Regions from separate parts of the Mus musculus genome. Here all the other regions are linked to region 2. Evidence: chromatin loops called from intact Hi-C (ENCODE). Cell type or tissue: left cerebral cortex. All regions are shown on one strand.

Region 1 (5,000 bases), 1.4 Mb before region 2:
AGACAAAAGCATTTTTAAAGAAGATTACAGGGAACTGGAGGATATCTTACCATCAGCAAAACCACACATGAAGCTTGGGTCCTATTCCTTACCCAGGCAAGATTTCATCTAGTGCTCCGTTACCTGAGCTTGAAAAGAGGAAGAAAATAATTCAGTAATTGAGTTGGCTTTTTCTTCAAATGGGGTCTTATGCATCCCAGGCAAGCTTTGAACACCTTAAGCAGCTAAGAATGACCCTGAACCCATGATTCTCCTACCTCAATGTCCCAAGTGCTGGAATAAGAGCTTTGTAGGACTTCACTTTCCAAGAGCTTCAAACATTCCAGGCAAATAGGCAGCCAAGTGACCTGCATTCTCAGCCATTTTGGTAATTGTGTGTTGCATATGTCTCATCATTGTCTTAGGGGTTCCATTGCTGTGAAGAGATACCACAACAACTCTCATAAAGGAAAATATTTCAGTGGGGCTGGCTTACAGTTTAGAGGTTTAGTCCATTATCATTATCCATTATTATTCATGGCAAGAAGAATGGGTAGCATGCAGACAAACATGGTGATGGAGAGGTAGCTGGAAGTTCTCTATATGTGGATTGGCAGGCCACAGGAAGAAGGACACGCTGAGCCTGGCTTGAGTATTTGAGACTCAGTACCAGTTCCCATGACCCTATGGGGGTCAATTTCATTCAAGCCACCACAGTAATTAACCACCAGTGTTACATATTTACTTGGTTATAAACAAAAGTCCCATCCCAGACAGACCATCTTGTAAGACAGCTGGACATAGTTTGATCAAGGGCACAACTCTGCTTTCCACGATCTTCTGTAGTCTGCCCTCCCTCCTCTCTAGTTTTCTTTCCACACTAGCGGTCTCCTTAGTGACGAGGTGGTTGCCAGTGACAGGTGCAACTGGGTGTGCCCCCTCACGTTGGAGGGGACAACATCCCTTCCCACAATCATATAACAAAAGCACTGAGCAGAACACGTGTGAAGAAATCCCCACGGTTCAGGAGATGTGTGTGGGTTGAATTAGGCATTATTAATTAATCTAGTCACAGAATGTAATTAAACTACCCAAGATCTTCCTAGACACTAAAGAAAAGGTGAAGACAGACAAATATATGACAGCTACTTCATAGGATAGAAATTGCATAGATGCCAAGCACATAAGGAAAACAAAACAAAACAACAACAACAACAAACGTGTACCAAAGTTTAGGAAGACCTGGTTAGAAGCAGCATTTTAGTGGAAGGCTTTAAATAGAGAGTGAATTGGAGCTAGGTAGAGGGAAAGTAGGTTATGTAGGAATTGAACAAGAGACAGTAGGGCCTGCCTGCTGGAGGCATTCTGGAGAGAATCCTAAGATATACACAGTATGCTTACATTGTGCAAACTTCAGTAATTGGTTTATTGCTCACAGGGTATTGGGGAGGTAGGAGAGAGAAAAGACTTAGGTCAAAGATTTTGCATACAGTATCAGTAGAACCCAACAGGAACCAGAAAATAAAGCATACTCAGACTGGCTAGTGGGAAGAGCATGACCCATGGGCTATTTACAAAGAAGGGCACAGCCAGGACTAAGGGACACAAGGCTGAAGACAGAACTTCCACCGCGAGGCTAGCTAGCCTCATCAGGAAGTCATTTCTGTGTCCAGGGAGCTGACACCAAGGAGCTGGGCATGGTAGAACATGCGGGTTTGCATGGGAGCAGCTGTGGGGTTGGGTAGAGGAGCACTGCCCACCTACCCCTAACAGCCCGGCTTGGAGGAGTTGAGAGAAACAGTATCTCAACGATGCATCTCGGGTGACTTTTACTGGTTAAAATCAAGCTAAGTGGTGGTGGCAAAGGAAGGTCATCAGCCTGGGGTCCAGAACAAAGCAGAAAGAAATGGAAATAGATCTCGAAGGACAAACAGAACACAAGAGGAGGGACCAACCTTTGGAGGGACAAATAAAACCACAGCACAGATCTTGTGAGCGGTAATGTAGCAGAGGTTTTGAGCCCCGCTGTCCTCTAGAGGGCGCTCCCGGACTTCACTCCTTCAGGAGGCGAACCTAGATTGCCATGGGCGCAAGGAAGGAGCTTTTGCCTAGGCAATGGAGTCTGGCGGAAAAGAATAAAGGGATTGGGGTCTGGGATAGAGATCTTCCCCCTTCGCACTTATATTCACCACACCGGGACTGATGTGCAGCAAACAAAGCCAGAACTAAGTATCTGCTGTTTGCTAAGTTCCTGATTTCCGCTAAGTCATTGAAGCAGGTAGAAAATAATTACATTACAGAGATGAAGCGAGCCTGCATTCAAACCGCGCGCGCGCATACGGTTGTGCCCTGTACTATCTCGCTCCCATGCTACTGGGTTAGTCATTCGGGCCAAAGATTTCCCTGTCTTCAAGGGCTTAATAAAGTCAGGGCTGTGTCTGTAGAAAATAGAAAATACATCTAACAAGAACAAAAAATGTACAAAGAGCCAAGAGAAGAGTACCCGGCAGATTGTTCATGTTGCAGGGGTGTGTGCTGTATTTCTTCTGACACATGGCCAGTCTTTGGCACTCTTACAGCAGGAGACAGAGCACGCAAATCTGGGGCTTATTCAAGCCCAAGGGAACCCGGAAGGCTAGCCACAAATATGTCAGCAATGGCCAAGGCTGTAGGAGCAAGAGAGGTTCTGGAAGGTTCACTTGGTCCAATTCAGTTTCTGACTTTGAGACCAAAGTTCTAATTCAAGAGTGTCAGAGAGTCTCTCACTGGGTGTTCTAACGGATGGATTGATAGTGGGTACCTGACCCATATGCTAAAAGAGACTCTCGGATTGCAAGGATGGACTTAAAGAATGCTGCGACAAATGACATCAGCCATTGACTGTGGATGAATAGGGGAGGAATCTGGTGCCAGACCAGCATTCTTTTACTTAAAATAGTCCCTCCACTGCAATAGCAGGGCAGGACTACAAGGTCCTGATAATAGCTACGGATTAAGGTAGCAGTTCCAGTTTGTTCCAGTTTTAGCACTGATCGACTGCGTCCTAGAAAATCCCTTAACTTTGGTGCCCATGAGCCAATGTCATAAGATTTTTCTCACTGATAATGGAAAAAAAAAAAGAAGTCCAATCAATAATGATCATTGTTTTTGCCTTGGACGGTTTCAGGATGTGAACATGCGTTTTATTCTGGCCTGTTCAGACTTCTCCGTATTCCCACAGTAACTGACCTCTACCCTCCTCTCGGCAGCTTTACCTGCTGACCTATGAAGTATTGGAAAGGAGCCCTCAAAGTGCCTAGCTGAAGAGCATTCCACACAGGGACAACTTACACAGCTGTGGGCACTGTTAGCACAGAAGTGACACGTGCCGAGGTATCGCTTAGGCCTAAGTCCTGACCTCTGGGGTGCCATGCTAGCTGTAACACTGCCTGCCCCATGGCAAGGCAAAGATGACAGAAGAGGAGGGCATCAGAATACCCAGCCTTGCTCTCCTCTGCTCTCTGGCCCCGTGCCAGGGTCTCCTGGCAGAGAATGAGCAAAAGCAAGTGCAACAGCGGCCCTAGTGGAGGTCAGCGTCCCAGGCCACAGAGCTCGACAGGACAATGCAGAGAACATGGCTAAGAATAACGATTTCAGGCTAAGCTGTCGTTCCTCAGCCGCCATTCTGGTCCCTCTTTTAGCTCCAGAAACACAGGTCCTAAATACAAGGCAAATGGCTTCATCATCTCCCAACCCTGATGGGGATGGAGGCCAATCAGATTCGTTTTTGGAACCTGAACTGCACTATCAGTCGTTAGCAGGGCATAAGGCAGCAAGAGAGGGAAGGAAACAGCGAAAATAAAATAACCCACCAAAGGCCCACATCTGGGCAGGTCTAATCCAATAGTCATGGATTCCTGACCCTGGCCCTCCATCCCCAGGAATCTCCATTGGTTCTGCAGTTGCCTGTTCACTGTGTGTATTGGGCTCCCAGTATAATGAGTTTAAATAGTGCTGCTCTTATTTTGTAGCAACACTTCCCATTTCTCCTTAAGAAAAGGCAAACACATTGGCATACTCAGACACACCATCGTTTGCCCTTGATCAAGGGGATGAACAGCCTCGTGTTTGCTGGTGGAGACTCTCCACATTATACAAGGACTTCAGACCACAAGGTGAGTGTTCCAAGAAGGAAACAACGCTCTCCAAGTGAAATATTAAGGGTAATGGTGAGAGGAATTGCTCCCATCCATACTCATGTCTGGGTTTCCAGAGTCTATATTGGCTGTTGATCTGACCACTTCAGAAGACAGGCTGTCTTCATCAGGGTTTCTATTTCTGCACAAAACATCATGACCAAGAAGCAAGTTGGGGAGGAAAGGGTTTATTCAGCTTACACTTCCCACATTGCTGTTGATCACCAAAGGAAGTCAAGACTGGAACTCAAGCAGGTCAGGAAGCAGGAGCTTCAGACTGCTGTAACAAAATGCCACAAGCTACATGGCTTATGGGTGCAGAAACATACTTTTCACAGTTCAAGAAGGCAAGAGATTCTGAGCTTAATGAGATTCTATATTCCCTGGCTCACAGATAATACAGCTGGTCACCTTGAGTGTTGGGAGGCTCTCTGTTGTCATACCACTAATTCTGTGAGGGCAATGCCTCCCTGAACTAATCATATTCCGAGAGTTCCACCTCTAATGCCGCCATGCTGGTGATTAAGTTTCAGCCTAAGAGTCTTGAGTCTAGGGCTAAAGAGATGGCTCAGTGGTTAAGAGCATTGGCTGCTCTTCCAGAGGTCCTGAGTTCAATTCCCAGAAACCACTTGGTGGCTCACAACCACCTATAAGGGAATCTGATGACCTCTTCTGGCCTGTAGATATATATGCAGCAGAACACTCATACATTAAATAAATAAAATTTAAGAGAGAGAGAGAGAGAGAGAGAGAGAGAGAGAGAGAGAGAGAGAGAGAGAGTCAGAGTCTTGAGTCTACAACCGTTCAGAATATGGAAGCTGGGAGAGAGACTCACTGACAGCAAGT
Region 2 (5,000 bases):
GTGTGTGTTTCCCTCTCTTTATGAGTGTGTGAGGTGAGGATAACTGGAGTTGTGGGCCAAACAAGGGCATCTGTGAGAACTTTGCATTTGCCTGCCTGTGTTCATTCATATAACACAGCATTCACTGTTAAAATCCATGTGTGTCTGTGAGTGTGTGTGTCTCTGTGTATGTGTGTTTGTGCACATGTGTGTGTATATGTGTGTGTGCATATGTGGTGTGTGTGTCTGTGTGTATATTAATTTAAGAGATAAATCACAGAAGAAATAAAAAGCTTTCTCCCCTGTTCCTTTACATAGAACATTAGAGCTTTGTGCTGTCCCTCACAGATCCTGGGTCTGGACCCTGATATGAAGGATTCATACCTCACAGAGAAGAGCTAGAAACGGTGGTGCCAGTGAGCAGTGAGGCGGCACATCAGGGAGATAGGGAGAATGGATGGCTACCTTGAGGTTGCAGGGGCTGAGGGACTTTACATTCTGAGCAGTTGCCAAGGTAGCCTTTGTGAGAGACCGGGAGGGTGTCCCATCAAGGTTCCAAATGGAACCAGACCAAAGTTTTCATGATTGCCCTGAACATGACAATGATAACCCTCTTTCCTGACGAAGGCCCCTGCTGAGGGTACCAGACAGAAACACTGCAAGGGTCGTATAAGTTGGTACAGCAAATCCTTTTCAAGAGTCTATTTATAGAAACTTCGTTTTGAATCTGAAGCAGCCACTTATGTTGAATGCAGAGGAAACGTCAAGGTACAGCTAGGCAGAAGGAGCCACAGCGTGGCAGTGAAGTGCTTGGGTCGCATTTTAGTATATTCTGCTTTTGTTTTACTATTTAGGACGTTTAGCTAGAACCTTCATTTCCACTCCAGAACAGCCTAGAGTTCACTGTGTGGTAGAGAAGCGCCTTGAACTTTTGACTGTCCCGTTTCGTCCTCTCTAGAGCTGAGATTACAGACACGGGTTATTACACGGGGCTGCCTTTTCATTCTGTGAAGCTGGTTACCGCAAAAAAACTAGTGAGTTTTCAGCAGCAAAGGAAATAGCTCTCAGCTCTCCATTGTCAGTTACCAACTTTTCAACTGGGATATAAGGCCTTAGTTTCTTTTATGGTTCATTTAGAAAATGGGGTTTTGGGGTTCCTAGATGCTCGGGATGTAATGCATGTTAAGTTTCCTTGCAAATGACTATGATAATGCTGATACTTTAATTCAAATTCCTCCCACCACCCCCCCCCTTTACACGGGATAATAGGATGCATCAAAGCACTCTGTACTAGGTCTAAGAGAGGAAGTTACAGCCATGCATCCTCTAGGCCAGCTCCATGTCTCTTGAACCTGAAAGACTTAGGTGGAGCAGTGGGAAAGTCAAAACATGGCAAACAGAAGTGGAGAATTTACAAAGCAAAGTGGGAGAGACACAGGGTGAGAGTGAGCCACCTCAAAGATGTGGGCCATTAAAGGGAGAAGAGGATGAAAAGGAAAGAAATGTTTTCCTTTTTGTGAATTCTATGCAGGTTTTTATTCCACATCACTTCTACTTCCAAGTGGCTTGGCTGTTTTATATACTATTGTTTCTTCCTTTCAATATAGAAAAGTCTAACTAAACATACCTCAGGGTCTCTCCTTACTCAACCAGAAAATTGAGCACGTGAATGAAGAGTCACAGAAGAACACTAGAGGACGTGGTGAGATGGCTCAGAAGGTAAATGTGCTGGCTGATAAGGTGACCCCAGTTCTGACCCCTTAAACCCACGTGGGTAAAGGAAAGAACCTACTCCTACAGGTTGTGTTCTGACCTACACATACAAGCTATGCCCCCCTCTCATACACACACACACACACACACACACACACACACACACACAAAATAATGTAACACACACACAGTAATGTAATAAAACACTTTTGAAGGCTGAGAGGCCAACAAGAAAAATCCACTGTAAATCTAAAGAAAGTATTAATCACTGCATGCTTTATAAAAAGATCGTTGGGCATTTAGCCCAGAAACTCACATCCAAGTATAAAATTTCACAGCCTTTCCCACAATTAACAAAAATCTCAGCGTATATCCTTTTGACATATCATTTCTTATATGTATATTTGAGGTTTTTAAGGTAAATCAAATGCATTTTTATGGTTTCAGCAAATGGAAAGAAGACTTTAAAATCATGTTCATAGTGTGACTCGGTATTTGTACACACAGAGCCCTTCCCCACACACACACATACATGAAGATATAAAGCAGTAGTTAGTGTAAGGTTTATGTGCTAACAGGAACACAATTTAAAAAACAAAAAACCAAAACGCGACTGTAGCTTCTTAGAAAACAGCGCCATCTAGGGGAAGCTGACAGAGCCAGCATTCTATCTGCAATGCACCACCTTGCCGCTAAATTCCAATGACAGATGTTAAAGAAAAAAGGAAATGATTTCCACATTCCAGACAGTGAGTTCATCTAGAGAGCAGTACCAACAGGGTCTGGGAAGATTATGTTTGCACCACTTTATTTCTATTGCTCACATTAGGCCTGAGTATAGCTTTTGTTTACACATTTGAAGTGGATTCCCCATTCACTCCTCAATATCAATGCAGTGATAAAAATAGGTTTTAGAAAGGAGTTATATATTGGTACAAGACTAAGATTTATCTGGGGAAACTTTTGCGATTTAAGAGCAACTTTAAATAACTTTATTAGTACCCAAACAGGTCTGAAGGTGCTAACATGGTTGGGTTTTGTTTGTTTTGTTTTGTTTTGTTTTTGAGTAAATGAAAGCTCGACGTTATCTCTTCCTTAAACTCACAGTGTCTACAATGGCTTTCTCTAGGCCTCCAAACAATATCAAGTAAAATGCAATCTAATTTACTTAAATGTTAAAATCAGGCTATATAGCTTTGATTTTCTTTCTAGTGTTTTTTTATGACCATTTTAGAGAATTATGAAATTTCTGAAAGCATATTAAACATACTTATATTCTAACATTAACATGACTTTTCAGGTAAAATATTTTGAAAGAAATTAACAAAACATTGGGAAAGCTTAAATGATACCTGACTAGATCAAGATTGAATGCCGTGTTTGAGTAAGTTGCTAACCTTAAAAGTTGACTCTTTCTACAAAACCCTAAAGATAATTCTTCATTAAAATCATATGATTTATAGATAAGACTTTTTTGGTCAATTATGTGATTTTAAATTTTTGTGTGTTATATATGTATGTATGCATGTTCAACTGTGTGCACATGTACATGCCAGTGTAGTATGTGAATGTAGATGCCAGGTTTTATGATTTGCATATCTGTCTCAATTGCTCACCAAGACAGTTTTTGTCGCAGAATATCTTTTATTTTATTTTATTGTGTTTTTACTAGATATTTTCTTCAGTTACATTTCAAATGCTATCCTGAAAGGCCCCTATACCCTCCCCCGACCCTGCTCCCCAACCCACCCACTCCTGCTTCTTGGTCCTGGCATTCTCCTGTACTGGGGCATATGATCTTCTAAAGACCAAGGGCCTCTCCTCCCATTGATGGCCGATTAGGCCATTCTCTGCTACATATGCAACTAGAGACACAGCTCTGGGGGGGTACTGGTTAATTCATATTGTTGTTCCTCCTATAGGGTTCAGACCCCTTTAGCTCCTTGGGTAATTTCTCTAGCTCCTTCATCAGGGGCCCTGTGTTCCATCCAATAGATGACTGTGAGTATCCACTTCTGTATTTGCCAGGCACTGGCATAGCCTCTCAAGAGATAGCTATATCAGGGTCCTGTCAGCTAAATCTTGCTGGCATATGCAATAGTGTCTGGGTTTGGTGGATATATATGGGATGGATTCCCGGGTGGGACAGTCTCTGGATGGTCCTTTCTTCTGTCTCAGCCTTATTTATAATAGCCAGCAACTGGAAAGCACCCAGATGTCCCTCAGCAGAGAAATGGATACAGAAAATGTGGTACATTTACACAATGGAGTACTACTCAGCAATTAAAAACAATGAATTTATGAAATTCTTAAGCAAATGGATGGATCTGGAGGGTATCATCCTGAGTGAGGTAATCCAATCACAAAAGAACACACATGATATGCACTCACTGATAAGTGGATATTAACCCAGAAATTTAGACTACCCAAGATACAATTTGCAAAACACATGAAACTCAAGAAGAAAGACTAAAGTGTGGATACTTTGTTCCTTCTTAGAATGGGAAACACATGGAGCTGAGAAACAGAATATCTTATTGAATCTAGAGTTCACTAATTCAGCAAAGATTAGCTGGCCAAGGAGCTCTGGGCATCCACCTATCTTTGTATACTCAGCCACAGGGTTATGAACACACACTATGACGTGTGGCTTTTGATATAGGTCCTGGGAATCTGAGCTCAGTTTTCTTGTGTTTGGGTCATAAGCACTTTATGAAATGAGCCATCTCCATCATCCTTGGATTGTGAATTTTCAGTAGTTCAAGAATAATAGTAAATACAACACAGCTCTATCACTCCTGGGCATATACCATAGGATTTTGTAACCCACTGTGGTTGTTTGAATATGCTTGGCCCATGGGAAGTAGAACTATTAGGAGGTGTGGCCTTGTTGGAATAGGTGTGGCCTTGTTATTGGGCATGTATCAATGTGTAGGTGGGTTGAGGGTTCCTAGTGCTCAAGATCTGCCAAGTACAGGAGAGAGAGAGGGAGGGTGAGAGAGAGAGAGAGAGAGAGAGAGAGAGAGAGAGGAAGAGAGAGAGAGAGAGAGAGACACCTCCTGGCTACCTTTGGAAGCCATTCTTCTCCTGGCAGCCTTAGGATTAAGATGTAGAACTCCCAGGTCCTCCAGCCACCATATCTGTCTACCTGTTGTCATGCCTCCTGCCATGATGGTAATGGACTGAACCTCTGAAACTGTAAGCCAGCCTGAAGTAAATGTTGTCCTTTATAAGAGTTGCCTTGGTCATGGTGTCTCTTCATGGCAATGAAATTCTAACTAAGACACCAACTACAGAGATAGCTCCAC
Region 3 (5,000 bases), 1.9 Mb before region 2:
TAATGCTAATTATTTCTGAGCCATGAAGCCTTAGCTAGTTTTAGTCTGCTTAGTACATCTTTAATACTTTTACTAAAATGGGTGTACATTTCTACCCACATAAAAACCTTGTTCAATGCAGTGCTGTAAAGCAGACACGCCATGTGTATCATTACCACTGTACAGCCTCCTCTTTACGGAGGAGCCCCTCCTAGGAGTCAGGCATGGCTTAGAATTCTTAGGGGGGTGGGAAATGGGGGAGAGGGATGAGGGGATGGGATGGGGTAGGGACAGGAGGGGGGACAAGAGGGAAGGGAGCCCAGCCAGTGTCAACAAGATGCTCAAACAAGTATTAAAATGGAGAAAATTGACTCTGTCTCATCAAGTGGGATTATGTCAAATACTTCACAAATACATATCAGTTTCACTAACCATACCAGTGGGAAAGACTTCTGTCATTTGATATATCAATCTGTAATTAACATAGGCTTATGTCACCAAAATTTTAAATACATACATACTTTTGACCCATTTCTTGGACTATAACCGAGAGAAACATGTGCACTGAGGACAACAGTCAAGGATTGTACCGGGCTGTGGTGGCGCATGCCTTTAATCCCAGCACACGAAAGGTGGAGGCAGGAGGGTCTCTGTAAGTTCAAGGTTAGCCTGGTCTACAGAGTGAGTTCTACGACAACCCTGGGCTACACAGAAATCCTATCTCGAAGGAGGAGGGGAGGGGGAGAAGGAGGAGGAGGAGAAAGAGGAGGAGGAGGAGGAGAAAGAGGAGGAGGAGGAGGAGGTGGTGGTGGAGGAGGAAGAGAAAAAAAGAAGAAAAGAAAAAAACAAGAGTGGATAGGCAGGATTGTAAGAACAAAAGATGAAATATCTTAGCTCTGTGAGACATGTATACTGTGGACAGCTTTGTGGGTTTATTATAGCTTGAATGTAATTGGCTCCATAGGCCTACGAGGAGTGGCACTGTTAGGAGGTGTTGCGTTGTTGGAGGAAGTGTGTCACTGTGGAGGCAGGCTTTGCCCGGTATGACACACAATCTCCTTCTACTGCCTTCAGATCAAGGTGTAGAAATCTCAGCTCCTCTAGCACCAGATCTGCCTGCATGCTGCCATGCTCCCAGCCATGATGATAATGGACTGATTCAATTAAATGGTTTCCTTTATAAGAGTTGCCTTGGTCACAGTGTCTTCTTCACAGCCATGAAACCTTAGCCAAGACAGGGTGCTAAGCAAAGTTCTCTAGGTTTCTGACTATGTCACAAAATGACCTCCTACACACATTACGTACCAAGAAAACTTGAACTCAAGGAATTCCATCAAAACTACACCATTTATATTTGTTAAACCCATACTTACTTTTTAATATATGTAGCTCTGTATATTTTTGCATGTGTTCCTGTGTATTTTACATGTAAATGTGTAAAAACAACTTTTAAAATTTAGAAAGATAAAAGGCCAGTGATTTATGATCTTAACTAGCAAATGCCATTCTATTTTAGCTTACATTATCTGAAATGCTTCATCTCCTATATCATTCGCTCACGTTGTCATCTATAAGCTTGAAGTCCATTACACTCTTGTCTGATATCAGAAATGGAGTCTTTATCTGGTCTCCTTGACACTAAATCACAATTCATATAGGTAGAAGTTAATTATTTTACTCACTCAACAAATATTTATGGAATATGGGTAACCTTGCATATTCCTGATGTCCACATGGATAGACCGAAACAAACGAGGATTATGTTTCTGTTCTCCGTTCGTTTTGTTTTTGTTTTCTAGGACTAATTGTTCTGGAACTCCCTAGAGAGCCCAGACTAGTCTCAAATTTTAATGAATCCTCTGCTTCTGCCTCCTGATCGCTGGGACTGCAGGCATGCATTGCCACAGCCAACCTTCGAACATTATTGTATTTATTCAAATATTATTGTATTCAAATATTATTGCTTTTGTACTGAGCACACATAAAGAGACTTTCTCTTTTTTCTTTTTGTCTTTTTGAGACAGGGTTTCTCTGTGTAGCCCTGGCTGTCCTGGAACTCACTCTGTAGACCAGGCTGGCCTCGAATTCAGAAATCTGCCTGCCTCTGCCTCCCAAGTGCTGGGATTAAAGGTGTGCGCCACCACTGCCCGGCTGAGACTTTTTCTTTATTGCATTAGGACAACTATTTACATAGCATTTGTACATATTAAGTATTATAAATTACTTGAGAGTGATTTTAAGCATGATGGAGGATTACACAGGTTAATATGCAAATACTATGCCATTTTATATAAAAAGAACAACATAATGGTAGATTGGCCCTGGAACCAATACCCTGGGACACAGAGGGATTATTCTAATGCCATTGGGCCTGTGTGACAAACTGGATACAACATTAAAATACGAAGACCTCAAAAAGTTCCCAGAGAGGCATACGGAGCCCCATAGAGAGGAGGAAAGCATACATTTTAACTTATTATTTACCTTTAAGGTTTAAACACATTTCTCAGAATCAATGGTTTGTTAGTGTTCTTGAACAACAGATGACAGTGATCCTTAACAATGAATCAACACTAATACTGTATGAACTGCATCGGTAAGATTTAGAGACGATTTTGTTACACCTCCAAACATTATCCTCCTACCCTCATAAACCCCGGGGTAGATGAAAGAAATCCCTTTACTATAAATCTCAAGGGAGCTGCCGGGGTTAGTTAGTAGTGGATGTCAGTTTAAATCCTGAATTTCTTTCTGAGCAAGTGTGTGCTGCAGCAGCAGGGTAGGCCACTAGGTGGCAGAGTAGAGACACGTCTGGAGACCAGTAATAACAAGGCACCCAGCAGATGGCGTTCCATCATCTGCCATGAATAGGCTGGGTTCATAGACAATGGACTCAGCTAAGTCAGTTTGGGTACCACTCTTCTGCTCGTTCACGTTGCCTACAGTTAGTTATATTTTGCAGCTTCATCATCTGATTTTTTTAAAAAAAAACTCATTTTTCTACTGCAAACATATATTCATATCCATTAAACCAGACCATGCTTTTCCATGTTAGCAGGATTCAGTAGAACTTGGGGGAAAGAGGGGAACAAGCTCTCACTAGGTTTGAGTGGAGATGAAGAAAAGAAGGTAGGTGGATAGAGGTCTGTCGGGGGGAAAAGAGCTTTCTGCATACTTTGCATGTATAAGGAAAACAGGCCAGTGGTATATGTGTGTGCATCTGTGTATGCACGTGTAATTGCTTGCCTGTATTGGCACATGTGTACTGAGGGTAATCTGTTCTGGAGAGCAAACTTGTTCACGATCGTAATCATATAAGGAAGAATTCGCATTGGAAAACGTTTAGGAATTATGCAAAGGGAAATACACGAAAGCCCAAACTTCTAAGATGTTACATATGCGTTGGCAAATAGGGACATAGAAAAAACCACCAGGTACTGAGAAGCATGTAGAATTTTTTACTAGCACAGCAGCCTGAGAGGCTGAGGTGCACAGATGGCTTGCTCCTGCACCTTCCTGCAGAAGTCCTCCTTCCCCCTAGGGTCTTTCCCTGAGAAGAAGGCTTACTTCTGCCATTTGCCTCTACACTGCCCCTTGGAAGCCTTGATCCTCCTACCCCCTTGCATCAAATGTAGGGGTTCATTCCATCTCCTTAGCCACTCCAAGAGGACTCAAGGAGTCGAGAGTGACAGCCTGAGTAAGACAAATAAAAGCTCCTCAGCTTCGGTGGCTCCAGGGCCAGCACTCTCCTAGATAACCAGGTGCAGCTGGTGCCTATCCTTGAAGAAAAGAGATTAGGGTCCCCACGCTTAAATCATAGAAAAGAGGTAATCAGTGGTCACAGACATTTATGGCCAGCCATAAAACTAGTTCCTGATAGCCCCACAAAAGATACTCTTTAGTCCCCCTCCCAGCCTTGCACTTCTGCCCTACTAAATGGTATCATGTCTGAGTTAAGACTCACCTAACCGGCTTCCCCTCCCCTTCACCCTTAGCTTTCAAAGACTTTCTAACTCTTCAAGTGTTAAAGCACCCGAGCTAAATAAAAGGACCCTTTTGCAAATTGCAGTGGACTTCGAAATTCTCGAGTTCTTCTGGTTTTCCCACAGAAAGAGGGCATAACAAGAGGACCTAGTGACATTTAAGCAGATGAGGCATTCTCATAACCTTCTGTCCAGAGAGCTCCTTCCTGAGTGCATGCCCACAGCTCCTCACAAAGTACAGACATGAAAAGAAGGCAGTGTGACTTATAGCTCCCAGCAGCAGGATGATGGTTCACCACTGGGAAGGCAGGTGGGTAAGACTGGAATTTTTACAATATCATGCACATAACATGCAAATAGCCAAACAGCTCTCAAGGCACTTCATTGGAGCATTGTTGATGGAAGCTCTTCATGGAGGCAAAAGAGCAGGCATCTGTATAGCTAGGGTAATGTACAGGACTCTAGAAAGGACTGATGTCTGACTCAGGAGAAAGGGCTGATAGCGAGCTAGGACTCAGGTTTGAAAGCTGCATGCAAGCTCTGGCACTGGCCCTTCTGAAAACCCGAATCCCGAGCATGCATTTGGAAGAATTTGAGAACTTACTATTGAAATGACTATCAACAAGAGTTCAAGGGAACAAGTCAAGCCAAAGTGTTCTCAAATTAAAATAGTAATAGTAAATGCCCCGTCACTTTAGAGTCTTTATAAAAGTAGAATACCTATAAAGTATAAAGTAGATAGTAGATGCCTATAAAGAATCATATCTTTTTAGCTAACAGAACAGAATAGAAACAGGGTGAGACCATGCATATGAAAGACCAAAGCACAAACCAGAGGGAGTGGAAGTCAGTTAATCATGTGAGAAAAGATCATTCTCTATCCCATATCAATATATCAAGGTTAATTTCAGATAAGATGGAGACTGAGGAAATAAAGTTTCTAGAACATTAAAGATTTTATTCAACGAGGCTTTCCTTAAGAAGAATAATGAGTACCAATCGCAATGGAAATACTGAGTCAATTATATTAAAGTTTAC
Region 4 (5,000 bases), 1.2 Mb before region 2:
AAACACCGTAGTTTCCCATACAGTGGCTGAAATTCCTCTCAAGGTCTTGAAATTATAGAAAAATGAAGACATATTCTCCCTTACTTCTAAGGGGGCACACGGCTGAGGACGACAGCATTATGAAGGCGTACTCTTAATTTTCATCATTTGATCGGGGGTGGGAGGGGGGATAACAAAATTTTAGATCAAAGGTGGCGCTCTGTCCTCAGCTCACCCGAATGTGACTCACTTTTGCAGAGTATATGGTAGGAAATAACAGTTACTTTTCGAAGATCTTTGCAGTTACACCCAAGCCAAAATCGGGACAGAGATCCACCCTTTATGACAGCCATTTAACTGTTTTATCCAAAGCACGGTAGAAAGTAAAACATCTCCCTGAAAACATGGCTTAAAAGGCCCAATTTCCTACACCAGCTTTCAAAAGCTCTCAACAAGAAAAAAAAAAAAAAATTTCTATTTACTTCAAATTTGAACTGACCAGGAAGGGGAAAAAAAGGGATGGGTGCTAAATGAAACATACAAGTACAAAAAGCAGATTCTCCCCCTTCCAATCCCTCTTTTAATTCCCCCAATCCGGCTCTGCCACACACAAGGACAGGGAGTCTCCCTAGGGAAAGCTGGTGGCAGGGCAAGTGAAGGCTCTCCATTCACTCAAATGGGCCACTATCCAAAGGGATGCCCTATGCGCGCTTTGTACAAACCAGGTCCTTACAAGTACTTATTATTATAAAATACACCTACGCTGAGGATCAAGAACCTTATTTTAAAGTAAGACTGTCCTCAGGTGGGGGAGGTGAAGCACAACAAAGCCTTCCATGTTGAAAGGCAGACAGTCCAGACATGCATATACCTCCACTCGTATGAAAAAAAAAATCCATATAACTAATTTATCAGGAACAGCAATCGATACCGACAGGAGTCATTAGATTATTAATAAACCCAGAAAAGTAGCATGCATAGCAGCCAAAGGTGGCTGTCTGCAGCGCTCTAACCCCTAGGAAGGGTAAAAAAAACAGCCTACCGAGGAGGTTCGCGTCCTTACCAAGGTCCTGCAGACCCTTTTACCCACGCAGACCAGCCCCAGCTTCCCCTTGCGGGTCCGATCACCGCAACAGCAAAAGCATTCCCAATGCTAGAGTCCCGCAGTAAACTGGTGACTGAAATGTGCAGAGACCAACCTGGGCAAAGACCGAGGCGCAGACCCAGGGGTCGCTAACTAGCTAAGACACAAAATTCTCCTGCAAGATGAAATAGAGAAGAAGCCCCCGCCACCTCCGCCCCCCCCACCCCCGCAATAGGAATGCCACCCTCCTTTCTTACTGACCCTTTCCGAGGACAGAGCAGATTTTCCCCCTTTTAAACTAAGTACATAAACATGAATCGGAAGCACCCGTGAACATCCTGGGGGGCCAGACTCAAGACCTGAAGAGAGCGTCCAGGCGGCTCTTCAACTCCCCGGGAGTCACCGTCCTGTCTGACAGGCATCTATCACACCATCCTCTCCGGGGGGCCGACGACAAACCTTCACCTTGCACGGGCAGTACCTCCCGGGGGCCCAAGCCAGGGATTAAATGGGTGACCCTCCCGGGTCGCAGGAAGAGGGAGTGCCGGGGCACCGCTGCCCTCAAGGTCACCACATGCCGGGGTAGGGGCGACCGGTGTTCAGATGGGCTGTGGCGGCAGCAGGGGCAGCCCCGCGAAGTCCGAGAGCCCTCGGGTGTAGACGAGAAGCCACCGGGACGGCGACTCCGAGCTGGACCCGGCGCCGAGGCGCGCGGAGAGGAAGCCTCCTCACCTTTACGGTCTCCTAGCAGGAGCGAACCCCGGCGGCGCCGCCAACTTCGCGGGGACCCGCCGCGCTCCACCCCGCGCCCAGCTGTCAGGACCCCCGCCGCGCCCTGCGCGCCCCACCCGGCCTCCCCCGCAGGTGGCCGCCCCCGCCGCGGGCAGCCACCGGCCGCCACTCACCTCGCCCGCAGCGGGAACCATTTTTTCCGAGGGGAAGAATCAAGGAAAGCTAGGCGGGTGGGTCCGGGGGATGGCGGCGAGGGGTCGCGGGACGTGCCCGCAGCCGGCTCGCTGGGTTCGGGGCGCCACGCGGAGGTGCGGCTGCACCTCGGGAAGGAGGCGGCGGCGGCGGAGCCCAGAGACTCGGCGTCCACCAGCCGGGGCTCCCTACTCACGCTGCACCGCGAGGAGGCGGCGGCGGAGGAGGAGGAGGCGGCGCCCGGCCGGCCCCCGCCCAGAGCCCGGCGGCCGCCGAGTGGCCGCTCGCGTCCCCGCAGGACCCGCCTCCTCCGCTCCGCAAAGCCGCGCTCAGGGCGCGCCGCGCTCGGCACAGCAGCTCAACCGGCCCCGCGCCGGCGTCCGCAGCAGCAGCAACAGCAGCAGCAACGGGCGGGGTGCAACCCGGGGCGGGGTCCGGGGACACCGGTCCGCAGACGCGGAGCTCAAGGGGCAACGGCCAGCTCCGGGGCAGGGGCCCGGTGTGCACCGGGTGACCCGCGAGACCGCCCGAGCAGGCAAGGGGGGAGGAGGGCGCTCACCCGTTCCGGTCCGACGCTCCCTTCTTCTCCACACCTCCACGCCTCCCGCTCCACGCTGGCAGCGCAGCTGCTCCCGCTGCCTCTGCCACCGCTGCGGATGCTCGCGCGGCCGCCGCTGCCGCCTTGGCTGGGCGCGGTCACGTGACGCGGCCCGCGGGGAGCCTGAGGGCGGGCGGGCGGGCGCGCGCGCGCGCACGAGCGGAGGTAGCGCCGCTCGGACCGGGACTGGCGCTTCCCGGAGAGGGCGTTTAAGGGGAGGATCCGGCGAGCGCGGCCCCGCCTGGCGAGCGCGCGCCCGGGGTGGGGTGAGGCGGCGGGGATCAGAACTTGCAGCGCGCGGTGTGGAAAGGGTGGCCTGTAGTGCGGGGCGGGCGACTCGCGCCTCCGCGCGCCCCTCCCTCTCTTCCTTCCCTGCGCGCCGGGCTCCCGGCTGCCCCCGCCCCCTCCTGCGCTGTCGCCCCCTCCCTTCCCCTCCTGCGGCGGCTTCCGATTGGCCGTCGGGGCTCTGACGTCTGTGTTTCCATGACGTGTCGGGGCCGGGGAGGGCCGCGGGAGGGGGCGGCGGGGGAGGAGGGGGCGGTGACTCCGTCCGTCACCGCCGGTGCCTGGGCGCGCGGCCCGGCGGCTCCTGCAACGTGAGGAAGCCGGAGAGCGACGAGTGCCGCCGCAGTGGGACGCCCTTCACTTGGGGTCCCGCTCGAGTCGCCCCCGGGTGGAGGCGATGCCGGGTCACGGGACGGGAGAGCGGCTCGGCGCCCACTCCCTAGCGGACCTGTCTCCTGTCCCGGACGGTGACGCACTCGCCCGACAGCCAAAGTGCCTTCCCTTTTGGGAAGAGAGCCCACTCGCCCTGTAGGCGCGCTGGCCCGGCCACCGACACCGGGGATCCCCGCTGCAGCGCCCAAACCGTGTCCTCTAGCCGGTGCAAGCAGGCCTCGCAAGGTCCGCTTGAAGTCCTCGTGTTTCTCTTTTGGGTTTGCTGCTGCGGCTGCTGCTTTTTTTTTTTTTTTTTTTTTTTTTTTTCCTACCTGTGGCGAGCTAGTGGGTCTTTAATTCATAATACTTAAATCCTGCCCTCATCTTTCCCGAGGAGAAAGGAACAAGAAAAAAAAAAAAAATCATGCAGAGTACCGTGCAGTATTTAGACGGTAAAAGGTAGCCGACTCTGGTCCAACCAGTTCAAAAGAAAACCGCTCATGATTACTTCTACTTTAAAAAAGGATATTCTTGACTGTATCCACACATTTAAAGATGTGTATCCTGTCCCATCTTTCTGTAATCTCTGCTTGAACTAAAGGTTCCCCCTTCCCCCGAACAATTTAGACCTTATCCGTGTTATTTTCAGCATCACTTAGCTTGAGAAAAAAACATCAAAAAAAGTGATCTGTAAGTGTTTTGTTTTGCTTTTTTCAACCCTGAATTGGAAGAATTGGTAGTTTCATAGTCTTCTCCAAAGCACACCGGTAAGACAAGTACTGCATTATGTATGTTCCCTGTCGGGTAGCATTTGTTTTAAAATAATATAAAGGCTTGAAAAGAAAATACTTGAGTTTAAAAGCAAATTTTCCATGATAAAACTGCTGAAAATAATTTTTCCATTTATATCTTCCACCAGGGTAGACATTACCAACCTCTGAGCTGTGCCCTTGACATGTAAAACTGGCACTGGGTATTTCTCTCTCTCTGTTTATCACAGAGAATTGGTTGATGTGATACAATAAATAGCCCTTCCTGCTACTATTTCAAATCTACAATTAGAAAAACAAATTAATTAAATTTCATTTAGGTAATTTCCAGTATTTTCTCACCCCGAAGTATCTTTTAGAATAACGCAGACACATTTATGAACTCTTGGCTACTTCCCCGCTTTTCTCCAAGGAAGTCCCCATAGAAAATTGAATTATGCATTCTATTTTAATCAAGAATTTGACATTAAAGTATTAAGTGAATCATTGCATGCTGCACCAGCAAAACCCATAATAGACTAAACTAGAATCTGTTCACTTTGTGGGTTTGCTGTAATTCTAACTCATAAGATGCATGTTGTAGAGTATATGCTCACGAAAAATCACCGAAACTCCTTACTATAGAGCATGATTGCAGTGAAATTTTTATTGGTATCCAAAGATGTACCCACAAGTGAAAACATGCATGTCCCAGAACATAGTTGTGTGCACTTCATGTGAGTTGCATATATGATAAACTCGCTCTCAGATAGCCAGGGTAATTGTACTGTATATTTGATTTGTGTGTTTTTATGCTTCAGATACAAAATTAAAGCTGAAACCAGTATAGAAGCAGCTGAGCTTTAGGAAGTTCAATTCCCCCCTCCTGCAGGGCTTCATCCTAAAACCTCCCCAAATGACATACTTTTCGGTGTAAAACTGCTGAGTTGCTTAATTAGGGTTTCTTATTTTCCTCTGGTGCAAGAGATGAGACTGAAGCCTCATGGTG
Region 5 (5,000 bases), 88 kb before region 2:
AGCCTTCTCACTCCAGTCATAATACTTGAAAACAGACTTAAGCAGAGCTTTCTATATTATTATACTTCATGAACAACACTTCAACTCTACAGTGTTTGTTCCTCCTGGGTAGCTTCGCCAAGCCACCAGGTACTGCCCTGGCTTCTCTTTCTCTGCCCATCTTTGCTGCGCAGATGAAAAACTCTTTGACAGCTTTACTTTTTTAGAAATTGTCAGATAACACAATTGCTGTGTGTGTGCAGAATCTCCTTCCCGTCCCTTATCAGCTAGCTTATGACAACCAGCCTCAGCTGGTTCTAGCTACCCCAAGATCTTTTTTTAAATTAGGCATTTATTTCATTTACATTTTCAATGCTATCCCAAAGTCCCCCACATCCTCTCCCACCTACTCCCCCACCCTCCCACTCCCACTTCTTGGCCCTGGCGTTCCTCTGTACTGGGGCATATAAAGTTTGCACGACCAATGGGCCTCTCTTTCCACTGATGGCCAACTAGGCCATCTTCTGATACATATGCAGCTAGAGACAAAAGCTCTGGGGGTGGGGGGGTACTAGGTAGATGTTGTGTGCTTCTCATTCGAAATCCTGGCCAAAAAGCCCTTTCTCTTTCCTCACCTCTCTTTTTCCTCCTGAGACCCGGAAGCCCCATCTTGACACTTCTCCCAGCAATTGGCTCCTTCTTCTTTATTGCCCAAATCAAGAACCAATTAGGGAACTAGACTTTAGTATCAGCATCTGCTTCTATATCCTGGTATAAAGAATGAAAAGTTTTCATTCTCAGGATGATTGTGGGGGTTATAATTTTCACTGTTGGCATCTGTCTCTTTTCATTCTGTGTATTGAACTGAACAAAAAAGCATTCAATACTAAGTGAATGACTTCATAGGCCAATGTTATTTCCTTATGTCATCTGGAGACCTGACTTAACAAGGAACTGTAGGAGAAGTAATTGTAGAAGTTCTCCTTGGGCTTCTGCAAGTTTTAAGAAATTAGAGATGGAAGTATCACACCTAGGTACAGAGCAGAGCAGAGTTTTATACAATTCTCCTTATTTGGTAAGAAATTATTATTATAAAACATATAACCAGTTTTGATCCGAAAGAATGAACATATTCTTCTTTATATCATTGTCCTCTTACTTCAGTTCTCACATCACCCTTCTCTGTGTCTCTGTGTCCTTGATGGTGAAACAGAAGCTTCATCCACATGTTTTCTGAGGCTCAATTTCATCTTGAAGTTACTCTGGTTTTATCACAGTTAACTCCTACACTCTGGATAGGAAAAAGGAAAAAATGTCAGCTACATTACTATATTAGTCTCTTGCATGTCAGTTAGGAAAAAAAAAGTCCCCAATGTGCTATGACAATTGGGTTGCTGCTGTGTTTCTTGCTGCCCCTCCCATTTCTTTCCACAAGGTTTTATCTTCATACGTGAGGATAACTAGATTGACAGCACCCATGAGTTTTCATCAAGTTCCCTGGAGGTTTGTTATGGAATTAAATAGAATCCCCACAGCAGAGAAAGATGTTAACCATTAAGAACACAGTTGTGCAGCACAGCCACATGTGCGCATACATCTCCATTGCAAAGTCGCTCTAATTTATAGACAATACGAATAGCTGAAACATATTCTCCTTCAGAGAAGTCCTTTCAAGTCAATTTTCAAGTAAAACTCCAAAAGACTCTAGATTACAGCCAGACGGCCGCCTCCACCTCATCTCTGATGACAATTCAAGACAGCTGCTAAATTTAACATGCCATTACTGGAACCCAGGGCTTCCTGCACAATAGCTGTCTGTGTGTTGCCAATCCCCAGGATGCACTCAACTTTTGAATTGCTGCACAGCAGCCCTGCTGGCCCTTAATCCTTGTGAATACAGCATTGACACATAGCCAAGAATTTCAGAGGATTCGTTTTTTTAAAGGGAAAAATAGGAACAAAAGGAAAAGAAATGCTCAACCCGACATGTTAAGATGCAGCCTATGAGGCAACAAGGCAGGGTGGGGTGGGGGTGGGAGGAGGGGGATAGTTCCATAAACACAAGCAGGCCTCACCATGCAGATGGTTCTTGTTCTAAAAGTTCATTTGTAGGCCTGTCATTTGGAAACCAGAATGTATTTCTCTATAGAAATCGCATTTTCCTTCTTGTCTTAATTACTTTCCTGTTGTTCTGACAAAATACTGGACACAAAACAAATTATAGAAGGATGTGCTTACCTGGGCCTTCAGTTACAGAGGCTTAAGGATCCATCACAGTGTGAAGGCATGTCAAGAGAAATGAACAGTGGCAGGAGCAGGAAGCTGAGAAGAGAACTTCCTCATCCACAAGAGACTGAGAGAGAAAGAGAGAGATAGAGAGACAGAGACAGAGACAGAGACAGAGACAGAACTGGAAGTAGGCTGAGGTTTAAAATGCTCAAAGCCTTTCCTCCAGCAAGGCTGTCCTCTCAATGGAGATGTAGTATCAAAAATCTGGTCATATGGATGGTATTTTTCATTCAAACCACCACCATCATTTATGAACTAAGTTCCCAAGTTAGGTCAGAACAAGCAATGTGCCCAATGAATGTATTTAATATGTAAACAAGTCCTCCATTTGACAATGCAGCTATTAGAAAGATTGACTGGTGAGATAGCCCTGTGAGTAAAGTGCTTGTTACACAAAAAGGAAGATCTGAGTTTGCCTCCAGCACCAAAGTCTTTAACACTAGTGCTGTGGGCATGAACAAGAAGCTCTCTGGAGTTCTCTGGTAAAGTCTCGCTCATCTTCCTAATGTTGTAAACCTTTCCTCATATTGTGGTGATCCCCAACTATAAAATTATTTCACTACTACTTCACAACTAAACATTTGTTACTACTGTGAATCATAATGTAAATATCAGATATGCAGGATATCTGACATTTGAGCCCTGTAAAAGGGTCCTTTGACCCTCAAATGGTATCATGACCCACAGTTTGAGAGTTGTTGGTCTGGCTGCATCATAGCCCTTCAGATTCAGGACAAACCCTGTCTCCAAAGCAATAATGGGAGAAGCCTGATATTGGCCTGTAGCTTCCACATTGTGTGTATTTGTGTGCAAGAACCACCCACTTCCCAACACACTATCACTAACACCTCACCAACCATCAATCCCAACACCGCCACCACCATCACCACCACAACAACAACGACAAGAAAGCACAGAAAAATAAGGTAATAGGGTATAGCTCCCACAGCCATAAGATAACATAATATTTTTCTTTCCTCTTTATATGTTGTTTATCTCAATCTCTTATCATAGCAACTGCTGATTACTACAAATTGGGTTGTCACCCACACACCCAGTAGTTAGGTATGTATATCAGTTTTTTTTAAAGTAACTTCTTAGCACACAGATAATCCTGGGTTTGGTCCACACATAAAACCAACTCTGGTGGTACATGGTAATCAAGGACTCCAGAGGTAAAAGAATTAGTTTAAGGACATCCTTAGATACATAATGAGTTCCATGATAGCCAGCTACAGCTTGATCCCAGTCTAAGAAGAAAAAGAAAAAGAGAAAACACAAGATAAATACAGATGTCTACTTTCAAGCTGATTTGTTAAGCCTGTTTCATTCATTCGTTCACCAAATAAATTAGCACCATAATAACTTGAAGCTGGAAGTTATATAGCCAAGGAAACAGAACACATCCTTGCCTTCATTGGCATATTGAAATCTGTTTGCCCTGCTGAGATCCTAGCCCCATTTGCATTTATGAAACCTAAAAGGAATTCAACTATACATTTCAATATATAGTGTTCACAGGTTCTGAGTGGTCTGGATCTCAGAGTGTGATAATAATCTATAACTGTAACAAAGCAGTAAGACAACAAGATTTTAAAGGAGGAAAGTTTATTTTACCTCATGTTTCCAGTCTGTGGTAATTAGGCTCCATTGTGTTTAGGTATGTTGGTGGCACAGTGGATCCTGGTAGGCATAGACAGTTAATAGCTGCCTACTTCATAGCAGCCAGGAGTCAAAGAAAGAAAAATATTGTTGGCACCCCATTATATCTTTCAGGCTTATGTCTTCCTAGTAGTCCCCATCTCCACAACAATTCTACAACCTTGCCATGGGCTTGAGAACACACTATCAGGATATGAAGATTTGGGAGACATGCGACATCCAAACCATGGCAGAATTCCTGTTACTGGGTTTTGGTAAAACTGTCAAAAGAGGAGTAGCATGATGGATAGGAGATGCATTGGACTAAATGGTGGTAATATATCTTAAGTTACAAATGGAACCACCCAGCATTTAATTATCAATGACTTCTTACGCCCTTAGAAATGAAAGAGCTGGACTCTCCAGGCTTCTCTTTGTGTCCCAAGTCTGTTGAGACAGACTTTCTTTCTCTGACACGTGATCACCAGCTAAGAATACACTGATTGTTCTTTCCTTAAGAGAAAGGACTTCACCAGCACTCTTCACCATCTGTGTTCATTCTTGCTTGTGACCTCGTATCCAACCTAGCACAGCAGAAAACCATTTCCTTTCTATCAGTAGTCCCCACAGTCTTGTGGAAGACGTGTTCCTCCTGTGGTTCAAAGACTCCTGCTAAACCTCCTGCTAAGTTCTTTTTGACAAGCTTTCAACCTACTGAATAAGGAGACCATCTGGGCCTGGCCTAATTTCCCTGTGTTTCCATCAATGAAGAACCCTTCAATATCCTAGCTCTTAACTACCTAACTAGTCACCATAAAAGTGACCCTGACCTGTCGAAGTTCCCAGGACACTAATAGTAGAGCAGGTTCTGGATCTGCACATACAAGGTAAGCATATTCCAAGTAAGTCATCAGCTTGAGCCTGGGGGGCGGGGGGGACTCAGATGTCTCAAAATAATTGAGGACTTCAGCTGAGTGAGGACATAAACCTGGTAAGAAAAACTTCCTTCCATACTTCTCTGTAAGCCTTGACTCTGAGGACCCTAGTGCTTTTCCTTCATAAAGGACATGAGATCAACATGTACTATTTTT

What was found. A loop is a pair of places that touch in the nucleus more often than their neighbours do. Peaks named below come from ENCODE experiments on the same cell type or tissue, not always from the same donor. Only the 100,000 strongest peaks of a DNase experiment are listed, where the experiment ranks them.
Region 1: it touches region 2 in a loop (6-fold over the local background); 24 of 42 quality-filtered maps call a loop at or near these places.
Region 3: it touches region 2 in a loop (5-fold over the local background); 5 of 42 quality-filtered maps call a loop at or near these places.
Region 4: a loop joins it to region 2, with 4 times the contacts of the local background. A loop is called at or near these places in 5 of 42 quality-filtered maps.
Region 5: it touches region 2 in a loop (2.4-fold over the local background); 2 of 42 quality-filtered maps call a loop at or near these places.

Annotation. Positions count from the first base shown.
Region 1 is chr10:99,082,124-99,087,123 of GRCm38, reverse strand. It overlaps the pseudogene Gm51755. Among named protein-coding and RNA genes, the nearest start is that of Poc1b, 22 kb to the left of the region's middle. In left cerebral cortex, a CTCF peak has its summit at 2,019 (motif pointing right); a DNase peak (open chromatin) is centred at 2,023; H3K27ac peaks cover 55 bases.
Region 2 is chr10:97,710,219-97,715,218 of GRCm38, reverse strand. All of the region lies in intron 4 of Gm10754 (predicted gene 10754), which reads left to right. It overlaps 4930525C09Rik (RIKEN cDNA 4930525C09 gene), which reads right to left and starts at 447. Exons shown (of 3, transcript NR_130993.1): 1 at 364-447. In left cerebral cortex, a CTCF peak has its summit at 2,356 (motif pointing left); a DNase peak (open chromatin) is centred at 2,331; H3K27ac peaks cover 234 bases.
Region 3 is chr10:99,613,792-99,618,791 of GRCm38, reverse strand. The region is part of intron 1 of Gm20110 (predicted gene, 20110); the gene reads right to left. Among named protein-coding and RNA genes, the nearest start is that of Gm20110, 7.1 kb to the right of the region's middle. In left cerebral cortex, a CTCF peak has its summit at 2,782 (motif pointing right); DNase peaks (open chromatin) are centred at 991, 2,809 and 3,266.
Region 4 is chr10:98,912,340-98,917,339 of GRCm38, reverse strand. Atp2b1 (ATPase, Ca++ transporting, plasma membrane 1) reads right to left here and starts at 2,188. Exons shown (of 21, transcript NM_026482.2): 1 at 1,969-2,188. In left cerebral cortex, CTCF peaks have their summits at 2,232 and 3,476; DNase peaks (open chromatin) are centred at 688, 2,326, 2,897, 3,305 and 1 more place; H3K4me3 peaks cover 3,902 bases; H3K27ac peaks cover 4,329 bases.
Region 5 is chr10:97,798,640-97,803,639 of GRCm38, reverse strand. The region is part of intron 3 of Gm10754 (predicted gene 10754); the gene reads left to right. Among named protein-coding and RNA genes, the nearest start is that of Gm25658, 56 kb to the right of the region's middle. In left cerebral cortex, no CTCF peak of the experiment used is centred here; DNase peaks (open chromatin) are centred at 1,336, 1,711 and 2,226; H3K27ac peaks cover 2,006 bases.